2 separate regions of the Mus musculus genome follow, and region 2 is linked to region 1. The links are chromatin loops, found by intact Hi-C in ENCODE. Cell type or tissue: heart. All regions are shown on one strand.

What was found. A loop is a pair of places that touch in the nucleus more often than their neighbours do. Peaks named below come from ENCODE experiments on the same cell type or tissue, not always from the same donor. Only the 100,000 strongest peaks of a DNase experiment are listed, where the experiment ranks them.
Region 2: it touches region 1 in a loop (2.4-fold over the local background); 2 of 42 quality-filtered maps call a loop at or near these places.

Annotation. Positions count from the first base shown.
Region 1 is chr2:148,748,165-148,756,164 of GRCm38, forward strand. Cstl1 (cystatin-like 1) reads left to right here and starts at 2,197. Exons shown (of 4, transcript NM_177655.4): 1 at 2,197-2,236; 2 at 2,647-2,990; 3 at 6,443-6,553; 4 at 7,100-7,270. The coding sequence starts at 2,763. The coding sequence ends at 7,183. In heart, CTCF peaks have their summits at 3,922 (motif pointing right) and 4,317 (motif pointing left); no DNase peak of the experiment used is centred here; H3K4me3 peaks cover 467 bases; H3K27me3 peaks cover 513 bases.
Region 2 is chr2:148,577,502-148,585,501 of GRCm38, forward strand. No RefSeq gene overlaps it. Among named protein-coding and RNA genes, the nearest start is that of Gm46770, 19 kb to the left of the region's middle. In heart, a CTCF peak has its summit at 3,286; no DNase peak of the experiment used is centred here; H3K27me3 peaks cover 620 bases.

The DNA.
Region 1 (8,000 bases):
ATTCTGTGAAGATAAGCAAGTACCTTCTTTGCCTTTGTTTCGAGTGTGTTATCAAGCCCCTTACTTCCCCCTTTTTGTCTTCATTCCTTATGGCATTATATCTCTGGCTCCTTATTTTTCCTTTAATTCAAAGGCAGGTTTCTGATACTCACTGTATTTCTCATATTTATGATTGTAATTAGAGTCTCTATTTTGTCTTTATTCCACAAAGAGCTTGGACTAAGGCTTAAGGCTCACCAGACAATGGACCCCACTTAGTTCTTGAACATTAAAAAAAACTGCCCATTTATTCTATATCCCATTGATACAAATAGGCCAGTTATTTCTCCTTTATCCCATAGATTAAATAAATATTTATTTTCTCCTCCAAATCATCAGTCTTTCTGGTATTGTTTGGGGGGAACTAATTCAGGAAACAAGATGCCCACACTGACATGAGGCAGGAAGCAGTTCTATTGTGCAGTTATGACTTACACTCAGGCTCAGCAGAGGACTGTTTGAAAAGCTCAGCCCCAGGGCTGGAGAGATGGCTCATTAGTTAAGAGTACTGTTGCTCTTGCAGAGAAGCCCTGTACCTGATTCCCAGCACCCACATTGGTGGTCCACAACCATCTGTAACTCCAGCTCATGGGACTCTGACGCTCCCTTCTGACTTTGTCAGACATCAAGCACACAAGTGGAACACACATGTACATTCAGGCGGAACATTCATAAATATAAAATAAAAATTTAAAATACATAGCAGAAAGAAAGAAAGAACTGAACCCCAAGTTCAGTTAAACAGAATGTTTCGTACACCTCTGTCCTTCTGCTGGCACATAACAATCCAATTTTGTTGGCTATATTTAGCTTAATTAATAGTGTGTTGATTGTCAATAAGCAGAGTTCTTCCTCCACCCAAGTAGCAGAGCTTACTTAACAAGTCATTTCTAATACAGAGGAGAAAGGTATAGGTGAGACATCTATTTTGTAGTGAGTTCGGCTCATCCAACCTAGAGTGTTCTAAAGCTTCCATGTCTGGAGCTCGACAGATTCTAGGACTCTATGGAGCACAATATGGACGCTGTGGTACCCTAATAGTACTATAAACTATTATTACTGGAGGGACACAATGAAGCTTAGACTAGGACTAGGAGCTCATCAGACAATGGATCCAGCATATGAATCAGATTCAGGAAGAATCACACAGATGATTTTGAGAAATCTCCAGTGCTGGACACAAGGACAAATGCTAGGTGTGGTGGCACACACCTTTAATCCCAGTACTCAGTAGGCAGATCTCTGTGAGTTCCAGGCCTGCCAGAACTCTATAATGGGACTCTGTTTCAAAAACAGAGATGAAAAAATCTAGGCTCAGGGAGATTAAGTAGCCCAGAATCTCCAGAGTACAGCTGGAGCATGAGACATGTGTGTTGCCTGCCATATCACTCTGCTTCTCAATGACTAGTTTTAGTTTTTAACGTTTAAACTTTAATTTTGAAATAATATGAAACTTACAAATAGACTGAAAAGATCCCGAACAAACAAAAGCCCACAGAACCTCGCCTAGGTCTTTAACCTCCTGAAACATTGACATAATCCCAGTACAACTATAAAACTAAGAAGTTAGCATTTCACAATACAGTCACTACAGTACATTCAGATTGTGGTATATGTGCGTGCGTGTGTGTGCGTGCGTGTGTGTGTGTGTGTGTGTGTGTGTGTATGTTGGTGCAGGTAGATGTGTATGAAGGCCAGAGGTTGCTATTGGAATGTCTTACAGCATTACTCTCTGTCTTATTTTTGAGGCTAGGTCTCTCAATGAACCTAGACTTAGCATTTTGTCCACACTGATTGACAGGTGAGGCCCTGGGACCCACCCATATTTGCTTTCCAACACTATGGCTATTAGTGTTCACAGCCCAATCTGACTTTTCTGTGAGTGCTGAGGATCTAAGCTAGGATCCTTATGCTGACACTGAAGAAAACATCTCTCTAGTCCAAGGCTTTGTTGATTCTCTTACTATTGTTCTTTTGCTGGGGGCAAAACATTAGGGTACTGTAATGAGCTCTTAACATACAGGTTGCACCCTGCAGCGATAATTTCTGAGTAAGACTCCTGGCTGACTTCACATGGGGAGCTTGGGGTTACCTCACAAAGCTCTGCTGGGTCATAACAGGATTACAAGGGATAGCCTGGGAACCTGCCAGCACAGTGGGAAACAGCAGAGAGAAATCTGTGGCAGGTAGGAGGCAGGTGAGTAAGGGGACCTGACTGAGGAAGCACAGGGGTTGCTGGTGACTTGATAAGGTGGGTGGAATATACTACGCCAGGTTCCATGTGGTCAATTCCTTTGTCTCAGTTCAAATACAACTTATTCCATAAACTTTCATCTATTTCCATACACAGTGCCCTCTGCTATAGCATGTCTTTATTGTGTGGCTCTGAAGTCTGTTCTTGGGATCACACTACATGTACAGGCAAGGCTAGGGAACGCTCTCATGGCTTGGTATGTGTGCAGAGACAACCTCTTAACCTGGATTGCTAAAGAACAGAATGGCCATTGCTAGTGGCAGGAGCACTGCTCTGGCCCTTGGGAAGTTTTCCATGGATAGTGTCCTTAGCACTTTGGAAGAGTGAACTCAGTGTCTTGATCTCTGCTTTAGGGTCCGTGAAGCTGTCTCCCAGGAAGCCAATGCCGGCAAGACTGCTGTGGAAGGCGGAGAGAACTGTTGCTGCACTCGAAAGCTGGCAGCACTGCAGCTAAGTGCCTTCCGAAGCCATGGAGATGAAGGCCAGAGGTTTGAGGATCCCCTTGCTGCTGTTGCTGGTGACTGTGGTCGTAATGGCTAAGGTGAATCACATCCAGAGGTGGGGGGGTTTCAAGGAGAAGGCCATGAGCAAGAAAAACATCAACTCGACACTCCATTTTTTCATCCGCTCTTACAACAACGCAAGCAACGACACCTACTTGTATCAAGTTCAGAAGCTAATTCAAGGTCAGATGCAGGTTTGTGCTTTGTTGCCCGGACATCAACACAAGCCCCATCCTGCTTCTTGAGACATATGGGGATTTTCTATAACCAAGTCCTGGAAACTCCTCAGGTAGCTTCATGTGCAATGGGTGCACACGATATCTCTGAGTTAAGCAGCTCATTTGGTCATCACAGCCAGGTCGTGACCTAGTCTGGCCTCAGGCTGGAAACTAATCCTTACTACCTTTTCCTTGGCCAAAAGCTGACCTGTAGCTACTCTGCATTGTTCTATGGGAGAAATTGCATTTTGTTCTGCCTACCAGAGGGCAGCATGGGGATGTCTTTTTTTTTTTTTTTTTTTTTTTTTAATGATATTATCTGGAAAAACCATAAGCAGGCTCTGTAGATTCCTTTACTTCCAACAGCATTTTTATTTCTTCAGTGTCCAGGACTGTAAATCAGGATTGAATTTTGTGTTTGAGACATTTAGAGCAACAAGTCTTTGGTGAGAGCAATGGGGTCAGGGAATGCAGCCAGATTAATTCTACCTGTTTTTAGGCACAGTCCTCCCTCCTTCCATGTGAGTGCTAGGATCACATGTGCGTGTCATTGTGCCTTCTCTTTTGTTTTACACACAACTTTGTTGTGAATCTTATCAGTCGAAAGGCGGTAGAGGAAAGCATTTGCTTGAAAACTATTGAGCCAATGTTTCCTCAAGGTCAGATCAAACCAGTCAGAAACAATTCTGCTTCCTAGCTATGCAGTTTTGAGAAGAAATCGTTCACTATGAGAGAAGATTACTAGTCAGAGAGAATGGAAAGCAGATGGAACAGGAGTTAACAGCAAGAAGGGGAAGACATGGGGCCGGGTGGGCAATGTAAGTTTGATAGCTAAAGTTCCTTAATCCCAACACAGACATTCCTGGGGATTCCTTGGTATTATGCACTATAACCACAAGGTGGCGCTGCTTCGTCTTCACTTTGATCGGTTTCCTTAAACTATAATTGAGATACTAATATAACCTGTGAAATCAACCTTCTACCATTAACAGTTAACTAGTCGAAAATATTTTTTAAATGTTTATATGCAAACTTGAAGTTATTTAAAGTGATAAGCGGACAATTTGGACCTGTCACTTGGAAAGGGAGGATCATGGACACAGGTTTCTGGACATCTCAATATCTAGATGTGACTTTGAACGTCTCAATCCTGCAAAGAGGGGGTAGTAGACAAGCGTGGTAAGTGGTGGGCCTGGTTTCACCTTTCAGCTGTTCCCAGCTGTGGAATCATGATTACGCATCATCTAGAATCTTTCCTGCCGCTTCTTCAGAGGCAAAATGAGTCAGAACAGCAACAATTTAGCACAATGCTGCCACCTAGTGGCACTTGTCAAATATTTACTGATATGGCTGTATTCTAAGTGAACAATGGAGACTAATAGTGAGTAAGAAGTTTCATGTGCATGCATGTTTTAGGTTTCCTCTACATACAACCTGCCGATGGCTAGGCAGTGTGACAGTGGTTGGCACAGTTCTACAACATCCCCGTGCATATGTAGAATGGCCACCTTGATGACAGCAGAGGAGCACGTGCATTCTAGGGCATTCCAGGCTAGGACTGAGATTGCGTTAGCAGTGCAGCCATGAGCAATTGCCTTGGGACCTGGCCTTAGGTTTTTCTATGGGGATCATTCAACCAGGATCAAGGTGAATTTTCTGCCTGCATCTCCCCTAGACAGACTTACTATCTCATTAGGTTGGACCACTGGCATTTGGGCACAAGAAGCAGGAGACTCCCAAGAGCTTCTCTCCACTATATGTAGTTCTCTCGAATCTACACATTTCTTTTGAGGTGCCAGACCTGGGTCAATGGCCACCATATTTCCTTAGTGTTTTACTCCATGTGTAGGGCTTCTTTTCCACAAAAGACTCCCCAGTCCCTCTTCCACCACCACCTTCTCCTCTTCCTCCTCTCCCCCTTCTTAGTCTTCACAGCCTTAGGTTTGACCATGAGTAAGAGAAGACAGATGGACCCCTGAGAGCTGGCCCTGGCTGGTGTTCTCTCTGCCTTACCTGGTTAGCACAGCATCATCTCGCACTGTCCACTGCCCCAGGAGGAAACAGATGTAGGGAACAGGGGGTAGCATATCAGGTGGAAAGCTCATGGGAGAGAAAGCAAGGTCGTCAGCGCAGGCCATTCTTCTGTTCTTGGCTCTCTAGCTGTCATAGCTGCTCTACACACTTTGGCAGAAACGTTTAATAACTTAAAAGTCCTTAGGATACCCCCGTGTGGCTTTTCCTGGGGAAACCTGAACAACAAATGTCTACTTACTACAGATAGGGCACCAACAACAGACCAAAGCAACAATTCCAAGAAAGTCTAGCTTAGTTTACCAGTGAGTTTATGGGGGATACTTAAAGGGAACATGGGTGACTCAATAGCAGCTGTATCACCAAAAAAGCCTACTCCAGAAAGGGCTTAGGATCATAATGGCATCTCAGAAGTTCCTGAAGGTGTCACAGGTGGTTCACCTAGCCCAAACCTCTCCTTAATCACCTTGGGTAGGAGACCTTAAGATCTTGCTTTATTTGATTCCTGAATCTTATAAGCCAGCCTCCACTCTCCAGAGGGAAAGTTTCGATTGGGAGGAAATATCTACACAATAGCTTGTTTTATTATTATTTTTTAGATGCATTAGTGGAAGTGCTTCTGTTTTGCTCACAGACTCCACAAACAGTTCGGATACTTATGTGTCCCTTGCAAATGGAGGCTGTGAGGTTATTTTCTCAAGGTTTCAGAGCTGATACGTGGGGAGTGAATGCCTAGAATCAATTTGACTCCTAAACTATAAGTTTTAAAAGACATATTTTCATGTGTATCAATGTTCTGTTTTCAAGTATTTGTATAGAAGTGCACCACATCCACACAGATCTTGCAGAGATAAGTGGAGGGCGTTGGATTCCCAGGAGCTGGAGTTACAGATGGTTGTGAACTGCCATTCAGGTTCTGGGAACCAAATCTTAGTCCTCTGCAAGAGCAACAAGTGCTTTTAACTGCTGAGCCATCTCTCTGATCCATATTTAGATGTATTGCTAAATTGTCCTCTTCTTTCTGATTGACTGGAAAGGAAAGTCGAGAAGGAGTGAATAACTGCACAGACTGGGAAGAAATAGGGCCATGCACCTCACTGCAATATGAGAACTATGGTGTTCTGTGGTTACCAGGCAACCCAGCTTGTCTTATCATAGGGATGAGTGGAGGACAAAATAGAGGCAATATGTGGCTACCACAGCAAAGTTGAGGGCACAAGGCTGTGGATGACCAGAGATCTCAGTTGCCAGAATCACTCAATGGGAGAGGAGGAAGGAGTTGAGTTTTGATGTATGATTGCAGGAAACAGCAGTCATGACTTGGTTCCTCCTGGAGAGGGTCAGCCACTAGACACTCAAAGTGGAAATTAGAAATGTGACTAATTACTTCTCTGCAGTTGACCACAGGGGTGGAGTATTTGGTTACTGTGAAGATTGGCAGGACCAAATGTAAGAAAAATGAGACGAAGAAAGCCTCCTGCCCCCTGCAAAGCAGCAAGCTGAAAAAGGTATGTGCTGGGGGTTCTCTGAGTGCACCTGAAGGCCAAGGATGGGGAGTGAATATTCTGAAGCTGTGAGAATCTCAAATGCCCAGCCCTAGGGCAAGCTCACACTTCTTGGTGCATCTGTTTCTCCCCACAGAGCCCCAGGGTGCAAGTGTTATTTGCTTCTCACTAGGACTCCTGTTATGGTCTTGCTCCTTTTCTCTATGTTACCGAGGACTGTCCCATCACCTCCTCTGCATCTTCTCAGTTCTGCTGTCTCTCATTGTACCACATTGTCCCTTTCTATGTTGCTGGTCCTTCTTTGGCCAGATGGTAGATAATGAGGGCCTCTTCCTATGCCAGGGTGTAGGTACAGGAGTGGGAGGAGAGGAAGAAACTCTGTACTCCTTCCTGGAACTCAGGGTTCCAGAGTCACCTGCCTTGGGTCTCAGAGGGACAGTTCCTTCCTGGGTGCCCCAGGGCCTGAGGAACCGGAGCCTTTGTCTCACTCTTTGAAAGCTATTTTCTGTAAAGCTGATTAGTTGTTTTTTTCTTCTTCCTTTTCCACAGAGCCTGATTTGCAAATCACTGATATACTCTGTACCCTGGATGAACTACTACCAGCTCTGGAACAATTCCTGCCAGGAGAGCTGAGTGTCTATGTAAAGAGCTCTGCTGACACCCAGATGCCTGTGGTGTGTACTGGTTGTACTGCCTGTGGTGTGTAAAATTGTAAGAGGACCCGTGGTCCTCCCTGGGGTGTTTCTACACACACACAAGCACACACAAGCTCACAACATTGACACCCAACAACACACATAGTAACAGCTCCTTTATTTTACTTTATACACGCACACACACACACACACACACTACACACCTGCCCTCATATACTTTACATGAACCCCCACCACACAAATTTATACAAGCATTCCCACACATGAACCCCTGTGCCTTCCACACTTGCAGTTCACGCACACCTCACAGAAATGCAGTGGTCACCAGGGACTGCTGTACTTGAATAGGAGGCTGATATCCCTCTGGGGAGTCTCATTGTTCTTTCTACCATGCTTCTGCGTTCTCTGGGTCCAGGATAGGGAGCTTTATAACCTGCCAGTACATACAACACTGTGACTCACACATGTCATGATGAGCATGTCTGAAGTCCCATGACCAAACACAGCTGAATACCAGTGTAGATTTGGAACGATTGTACCAAGGCTATGACTTACAACAGCAAAAGGATAAGAGGCGGCAGAAGGATAAGAGGCGGCTGCAGCGGTGGCAGAAACAGCAGCAGCAGCAGCAGCAGCAACAGCAGCAGCAGCAGCAGCAGCAGCAGTGTCTTAGTGATGGTTTCTATTGCTGTGAAATGACACCATGACCACAGCAATTCTTACAAAGGAAAACATTTCATTAGGGCTGGTTTACAGTTCAGAGGTTTACACTTTTGTCTGTCTACTTTCATTGA
Region 2 (8,000 bases), 170 kb before region 1:
TCCAAGCAAATACAAGACACCACAGCAAAACATGAGACAAACTTCCTAGTCTTCTTCAGATTTATTCTGCCTAAGATGCTAATTCATTCTGAGAGTGAATGAAAAAATGAGCTCTGCCTGGCCAAGTGTTGCAATCTTGGGAGAACATGAGTTACTCTGAGAGAGCCCAGAAGTTCCTCTGCATGTAGTGGGCTGCCTGAGACTCCCACCTGCAGGTCTTAGGATCGATTTGTCTCCTCTGCAACTGAGCTGACACAGAAGGATCTCCACATCCCTCTGCCCATAACTCCTCACCTCTGATGGACTCAAGCATGGCCTTCTCAGATGGGTGGTTTTATCTGATAAAAACAAAACAATGACGGCGCAACTGCCCCCTATAAACAAACGCTAGTCACCAACATTCAATCCTGCAGGATTTTGGGGAAAACGAAGTGCACCAGTGCTCACTGTGGCCATCTTTCAAAGATGTGTGCAATCCTTGGTGACAAAAGAATTGCTTTTTCAAAGACACTCCCTCTACATGTAAATGATCCATGCCACTGCTTCTATCCCTGTACAACTTCATCATCAAAATAGCACAAGCCAGTCATTTAGAGAAGCCATCACATCTCTTCGCTAAAGAAACTTGCTTCTTCAACCATCTAAAAATTCTTCCAGGATGTTTTGGTGTGGTCTGGAGCTATTTATTTAAGAATGTAGATTAAAATGCAGCTCCTTGACATATGTGGGTGGTGTTGAGGCTAGATCCCAGTATTTCCCACATCCTTTACAAATGCTGTATCACTAAGCCACACCCCCCAGTCCCCAGCAGCCACATGTCAACACAAGACTTTGTGTGGTGTGTGGGACAATAAACATGAGTGTTGTGGTTTAGATGGCTTGGCCAACACATCACATTCCCTGAGTCGGCTGAGGCCCTCTCTAGACCAAAGTGGCCCTTAGATCTAGATTCTCCAAACACTACAAACTTAACAACTTGAATGGCTGCTTCAGAAAGTCTAAAGCCAGCTCGGTATGTCAACAACACATACTGTTATCTCAGCACCTTAGGGGAGAGAGGAAGATCCCAGTGAGTTTGAAGCAATCCTGGGCTACAAAGTGAATTTTTGAGGTAAGCCTGAGCTATAAAGTTAGTCTCTCTCTCAAAAACAAAAAGAAAAATTGAAGGTCCATTCACCTTAGAAGAAAGGCACAAAAACACAGAATGTTTATCCAACAAAAACAAGAAGAAAAATATAAATCAGGAAGAAGAAAATTGTAGGGGCAGAGGAGCTGATGGGAAAAGAGGCAAGATATGAAAAGGTAAAGTCAGGCCAGGTAGGAAGCATGCTGGATGTATATTGGTGAAAGCCCTTGCCTTTACACCTGTCACAGCAGCTCAGCTCCTTAGAAGATGGGGAGGAGTAAGAGGACGGGGGGAGGGGGTGAAGGGGGTAAGGATGGGGGACATGGAATTGAACACAATTATGGGAAGTTTCCCTGAGGGCATCATACAAGTCAGCTCTCTTGATGTGGCAAGACACCAGAAAGAGCTTAAAGAAAGAAGAGATTTGTTTGGTTCACACTTTCAAAGTTTTCGGCCCATGGTTAGCCCAGCCTATCACTTGGGGCTTGTGGTGAAGCTGAAAATGACAGGGAAACACGGCCGTGGCTGTGGTGTGAAGCTGCTTTCCTCATGGTAGTCAGAAATAGGGAAGTACAGACCCAACATCCCACCTCAAAGACACACCCTAGTGACCTTAATGCCAGCCACTAGGCCTCCCTCCCTCCTAGCTCACTGCACGCCATTGGATGACCTTAGTAGGGCGTGTTCCCAAACTCTAATATGCACAGAATCTGTTTCATTTCTTCACTTCCAGCAGATAGTACATAAGCTTCTGTAATGAAGTCACAAGAAAATTTATGTCTCTGAGATGGTTGTTCAAATATGCATTAAAATAGCATGTTATGTTATAAATTTTCATCCAAATATCTGGCAAGGTATATTTTAGTCTCTCTCAATACACCCCTTTCCAAGTTCAGTGACTCCCTCCCTCCCTCCCTCCCTCCCTTCCTCCCTCTTTGCCTCCCTCCATGCCTCCTTCTCCCTCCCTCCCTCCCTCCCTCCCCCCCTCCCTCCCTTCCTTCTTTCCTTCCTCACCCTCCTTTCTTTCTTGTCCTAAAGCTTCCACAAGGCTAAAAGAGCACACACATATCCGTTACCCTCTGGTGCACAAGGAGCTCTCTAGAAGCTTAGTGGTTAACTGTGTTTCCCACGACCAGTGTGATAAATTAGCACAGAGGTGCTACTTAAGCTACCACAAATTAATCCTCTTACTGTTCTGTACAGCAGACTTGCAAAGTGAGCCATCTAGGGCTGGAATTAAGGCTTCTTCCTTGGAGGGCTTAAGGGGAAAACCCTTCCTTTTCCTCTTCTGATTTCTCCAGACTTCTGACATCTCTGACATCCTTGCTCCCAGCCCTGTTCTGCTGTCTTCTTGTGATCCTTTTACTAGAACCTGCCTGTAGCATCCAGGATACTCTCAGGAGCCTAGTCAGAGTCTTTTTACTCTGGGGGTGGGGGGGCTCTATTCACAGGCTCTGAGCAGTAGAGATTAATAGCAGTGATACTTTTTGTTGTTGGCAGAGTGAATGTCCATAATTAACCCTACAAGAATGGTTTTAAACAACCACTATGTTTTCTCTCTTGATTTGTTTTTGTTGTTTTGTCTTGTCATGTTTTTTTGTCTGTCTGTCTGTCCATCTGTTTGTTTGCTTTTGTTCTTTAAACCACAGGTATACTAACTCTTGTCTACAGAAAAGCTGCTAGGGAGCGATACTCTTTTGGCCTCGGTGTGGACAGTTCATCTCTGTTGTTGGGGTCCCACCCTCCAGTTAGAATACAATAGACAGTCAGAAAAGGTTCAAGGGAAGAAAAGAGGCTGAGCATCCAAGTTCTATTGCAAATGCCGAGACCCTGGAAGAGGTGGAACACATGCCCCAGTATCCATGGAGAAGCCCAACTACTGCCAAATCATTCATTCACTACATTTCCACATTTGCTGTTTCATATGCAACTGGGACTTCTGGTCTCCTTCTAAACAAAACCTCTTCACCAAGACTAAAACTATCTCACTACATTTAACCCTGCCACATTTCCCTGCAAGACTTCATTCCTCTTCTTTCTGCACCATAATTGCCTACCTGTCAGCTACTCTGCACTTCCAAGGCAGCCTTTGCCAGGTCAGAGTCATTCTGCCACGGAATGTAAGTTCCATCACCAATAGCACCACCGTGTGTCAGTAAAAGGAATAGAAGGAATGGGCTGAGCAGAGCGTGCTCTTTCAGAAACTGACTCTGTTTTGTCATAAGCCCTCAATGGTCCAGGAAGAACACTGTGTCATCTGCCTGTTTTTAAAGTGTTAAGACAAATAATAAAAATAAATATGTATTATATGGATAATAAATCGTAAGGCCATAGGACCACCACTTGTTTTCTGGGTCATATACCATATGGTTGTTTTCTTCCCAACACAGCACTTGGGATAACTTTTTACTTTGATATTGTTTCAAATTTTAAAGGGTCACAAGAGTAGCACAAGAATTCCTCTTTGCATTTTACTCAGATTTACAAATTAATTACATATTGGTCCACATGCTTTGCCCTCCCCCACCCAATGCACACTTACACACATTTTATTTCAAAGCATTTGAGACTAAGTTGGAGAAATGTTCTCTCATTTATTGCAGTGTTTAATTCCTAAAAAAAAAAAAAGAAGAAGAAGAAAGAAAGAAAGAAAAAGAAAAGACAACCCATTAACACACAGCTAAACAATTGTTCTCAAAACCAGAAAACTCTGCCTTGATATTGTCTAACCCACAGTCCATATTTTGATTCTATCAATTGTCCCTATAATGTTCTTCATATAGCATAAGAATTAAATAAATAAAACAAAAAATCAGCCTACTTTTAAATCCTTCATGACTAAATGCATGAATTTACTTGACAGAATATGATAATGACATACAGTTATAAGATGTTAACAAATCAAACCTGTGCACACTTTATACTTAATGGTTCAGTTAAGTGGCTACTTAGCCAGAGGATGTGATCTGTTACATGTTACAGCGTCTTCTAAGTGGTTCTGCCAGCTGTGCTGGTGAACGCTCATTAGCCTGGCACTTGGGAGCGAGGAAGATTATGAATTTTAGGCCAGTTTGGACCACATAGCATGAGAGCTGGAGTGAAAATATCAAGCCAATTGGTGTGTAGTAAGCCTAATAATGAAACAGTGAGCGACCTCCAAGCCACAGAGCAGAACTGCTAAGTTTATGGCAGACACAGTTCCAGAAAAACTGCCAGTACAGAGACTAGGACAAGCCACGCCCAGAGCACCATTTCGTCATTGCCAATGTTGTTTCAAAACAAAACAAAACAAATAAAGCAAGCAGAAACCAATGTCCAGACCTCTCCTAGCCCTGGAGGTAAAAAGAAGGCTGTATTATTCCCAGGATGCTTTGGGGTGGGTGGGTGTTTTGTTTATACTAGGTCAGGAAACAGCATGGTTTCTCCTGATTCACCACCTATGGCATGTCTTATTATTTGCCTTATGAATATGAAGTCGACGATAAAAATATTATTCAAAAATAAAATTCGGATATGGGGTAGGGGCTGCATCTGGCTAGGAATGGTCCTAGTGTCCCATTACATAAACCCTTCCGTGGATTTCCTTCAAATAGAGAAAGAAAAATGCACAGCATGTAGCCATGGGGTCAATGTAGAAACTGCAGGTTGGAGCCTCTCTTGTTCAAAACAACATCTTGTTTCTGTCTTCCTGTGAGTTCCCTAGTCAGACATTACAATGAAAAGTCCCAAGTAGTAAGCTGTGGTTTGTGAGATCTAGGATGGGAATTATGACCAGCAATGAACTCTGTGTGGAGCTTTGTGGTCATATTTTAAAGACGCAAATAAAACAGCTTCATTTGTGTCCACATTCCTTTAGGGAACTGCAGTCAAGAGGAATTATGGTCAATTGTGTGTCACACAACCACACTGGGATCTGACTCACAGAGGTGCTTATATAATACTTGATGATTCTACAAATTAGATAGATAGATAGATAGATAGATAGATAGATAGATGATAGATAGATAGATAGATAGATAGATAGTGAGAGGAGAGAGAGAGAGAGATTCTTATGAAATCTTGAATCTTACCATTTAATCATAGGAGTTAATACTACTCCATCAGCATTGGAAATGCTCACAGGACAATCTGATGGAGGCAATTCCTCAATTGAGACTCTCTTTCCAGATATGTCTAGGTTTGCGTCAAGCTGACAAAAACTAACAGGTATACTTTGCTTAACCAAAATTAATTAATTGGCCAACATTTAATGGGCTGGTTCCTGGAGCTCTAGCCTCACTTTCCCCTAGGTACATGCACTGATCTGCAGGAGCCAGCCCAGCTGAGACTCTGGAAGCAGAGCGCTTGTGGTTTACAGGATGCTGAGACATTCCACCCAAGCACTCGTCTGTGGCTCTTGTTTGATGGCTTTGCTTTTGCTCTTTTCCTGATTTAGCACACCAGCAGGTGTTTGACGTCTGGGCACATCTCAGTAGTTCTTTCACCCAAACCACCATGTTCCTGGCCCTTTTTTGCCTCAAAATTGAAAACTAAATCAAAGAATTCTCCAAAGTTGGAGCAAATCAACTGTTTATAAAGCAAATTTGGTGTCACTAAAACAGCTCAGAAAGTGACAATGCCTATAATAAAACCAAGGCAACTTATGAGAGAAAGCATTTGACTTAGAGCTTGCTTATAGTTTCAGAGGGTTAGTGAATGACCATCATATTGTAGAACTCTGTGGTAGTTTGAATAGGAATGGTCCCCCTAGACTCATGTGTTTGAATTATTAGCTCATAGTGAGTGGCACTATTAGGAGGTCTGGCTTTGTTGGATTAGATGTGGCCTTGTTGAGGAAGTTTATCACTGTCAGTGTGGCCCAGCTAGTCTTGGAGCCCAAAGGCCACTGTAACCCTTGAACAGCTGAACTGACACCTCAAACTGGCCCTGTGACTATAACCGATATTCCATCAGGGTACCTGCCAAGAGGATGGCCCAAACCCATGGGGAAAGGAAGAAATGGCACTATAACACTGGGTGTCTGATCACCATGGCAACACTCCCACCAGTTTCTCCTGTGTAGACATAGAAGTCATCTTCCACATCCCCTTCACAGTCACTTCCTACCCACATCAAGTTAGTTTCAGAGGTACATTAGCAAACACACATGTAGCCATCATATCCATATATTCCCTTTCTTAGCCATCTTTCCCATCCAATCCTGTCTACACAAGGGAGTGACTTCCTACCAAAATCCCATGTATCCTGTCATTTAAAAGATCAAGGTAAAGGAGTGTCTTTATCTTTCCTCATTTGTATGTGCTGATTTGATGTTCAGGATACCGCCTTGTCCCTGCCAGCTCCTCCTTGTCTCAAATATCCATTCTGTCACCTCAACGGAAGCTCCTACTCTTATGCCACCAGCTGTGGCTAGTCTCTGTGACCACTCCATGCTCTTCTGCAGCTCACACCTCTTTCTGAGGTCACTGACTGAGGGGTTTTCCTGCCTAGAACCTCTAAGTTCTGGACACAGATCTAGGAGCTAGTGGATTTGAGGTCCAGTGAGTAGAGTGAACAGGGTCTAAAATGCCCAATAGGCAGTAGCCAGGGATATAGGGATGGATTAACTGGAAGGGTTTGGCCTGGATGCTTACCACCACCTTGGGTTTGTTGTACTTCAAATGCCCTCAAGGCCATGAAGAGTTTGAGTCAGTGGACAATAGAAGAGCCCATGTTGCCTTCAGGCTTCCAGACATGACTGACTTCACCCCTATATGCAGGAATGAAGGGAAGACCCTGGCACTGGAAGCGGCAGAGGAGCCTCTTTTAGGTATGCTGTCCTCAGATTCCCCAAAGGACTCTTGTCCACTTAGCTTCAGTGGTCAACTTGAAACAACCCATAGTAATTAAAGGAGTCTCAATTAGGGGATTGTCTTGATCTGATTGGCCAGTGGGCATGTCTGTCGGGCATTTTCTTTGTTGGTGGTTGATGTGGATGAGCCCAGCCCACTGTTATGATACATCTTGGGGCAGGCAGTTCTCCGTGTGTAAAAAGCTGGCTAAAAAAGCAGAGGGGAGCAAACCAGTAAGCAGTTCTCCTCCAAGATTTTTGCCCTGACTTCACTGGTGGATGGTGACTTGGAAGTTTAAGAAAAATAATCCTTAAACAATTTCCCAAGCAAATAGTCCCAAGAAATAAGCTGGAGTAGCCTTTCTGATATCACATAAAATTATTCAGCCAAAAGTTGTCAAAAAGGATAAAGAACAACGCTACATATTCATCAAAGGAAAAATCTCCCAAGAAGAACTCTCAAAATTCTGAACATCCGTGCTCCAAATGCAAGGGCACCCACATTTGTAAAAGAAACTTTACTAAATCTCAAAGCACACATTGCACCTCCCACAATAACAGTGGGAGACTTCAACACCCCACTCTCATCAATGGACAGATCATGGAAACAGAAACTAAACAGAGACACAGTGAAACAGAAGTTATGGACCAAATGGATTTAGAAGATATCGATAGAACATTTCATTATAAAATAAGAACACACATGGTATGTACTCATTGATAAGTGGATATTAGACAAAGAGTGTGAAATACCCACAATGCAACTCATGGACCACATGAAGCTCAGAGGAAGGAAGATCAAATTGTGGACTCTTCAGTCCTACTTAGAAGGGGGAACAAAATAATCAAGGGAAGTAGAGGGTGGGAGGGACTTGGGAGGAAGAGAAGTCGGGGAGGGGAAAAAGAGGAAGAATCAGGTGTGGGAGGAGAAGGGGGGAGATGTACAGAGGTCAGGAAATTGAACAGAGGTGTGTAGCAATGGGGGGGGGGGAGATGGGTAAATGGGGATAGCAACCAGAAAGTCCCAAATGCCAGGAAAGCATG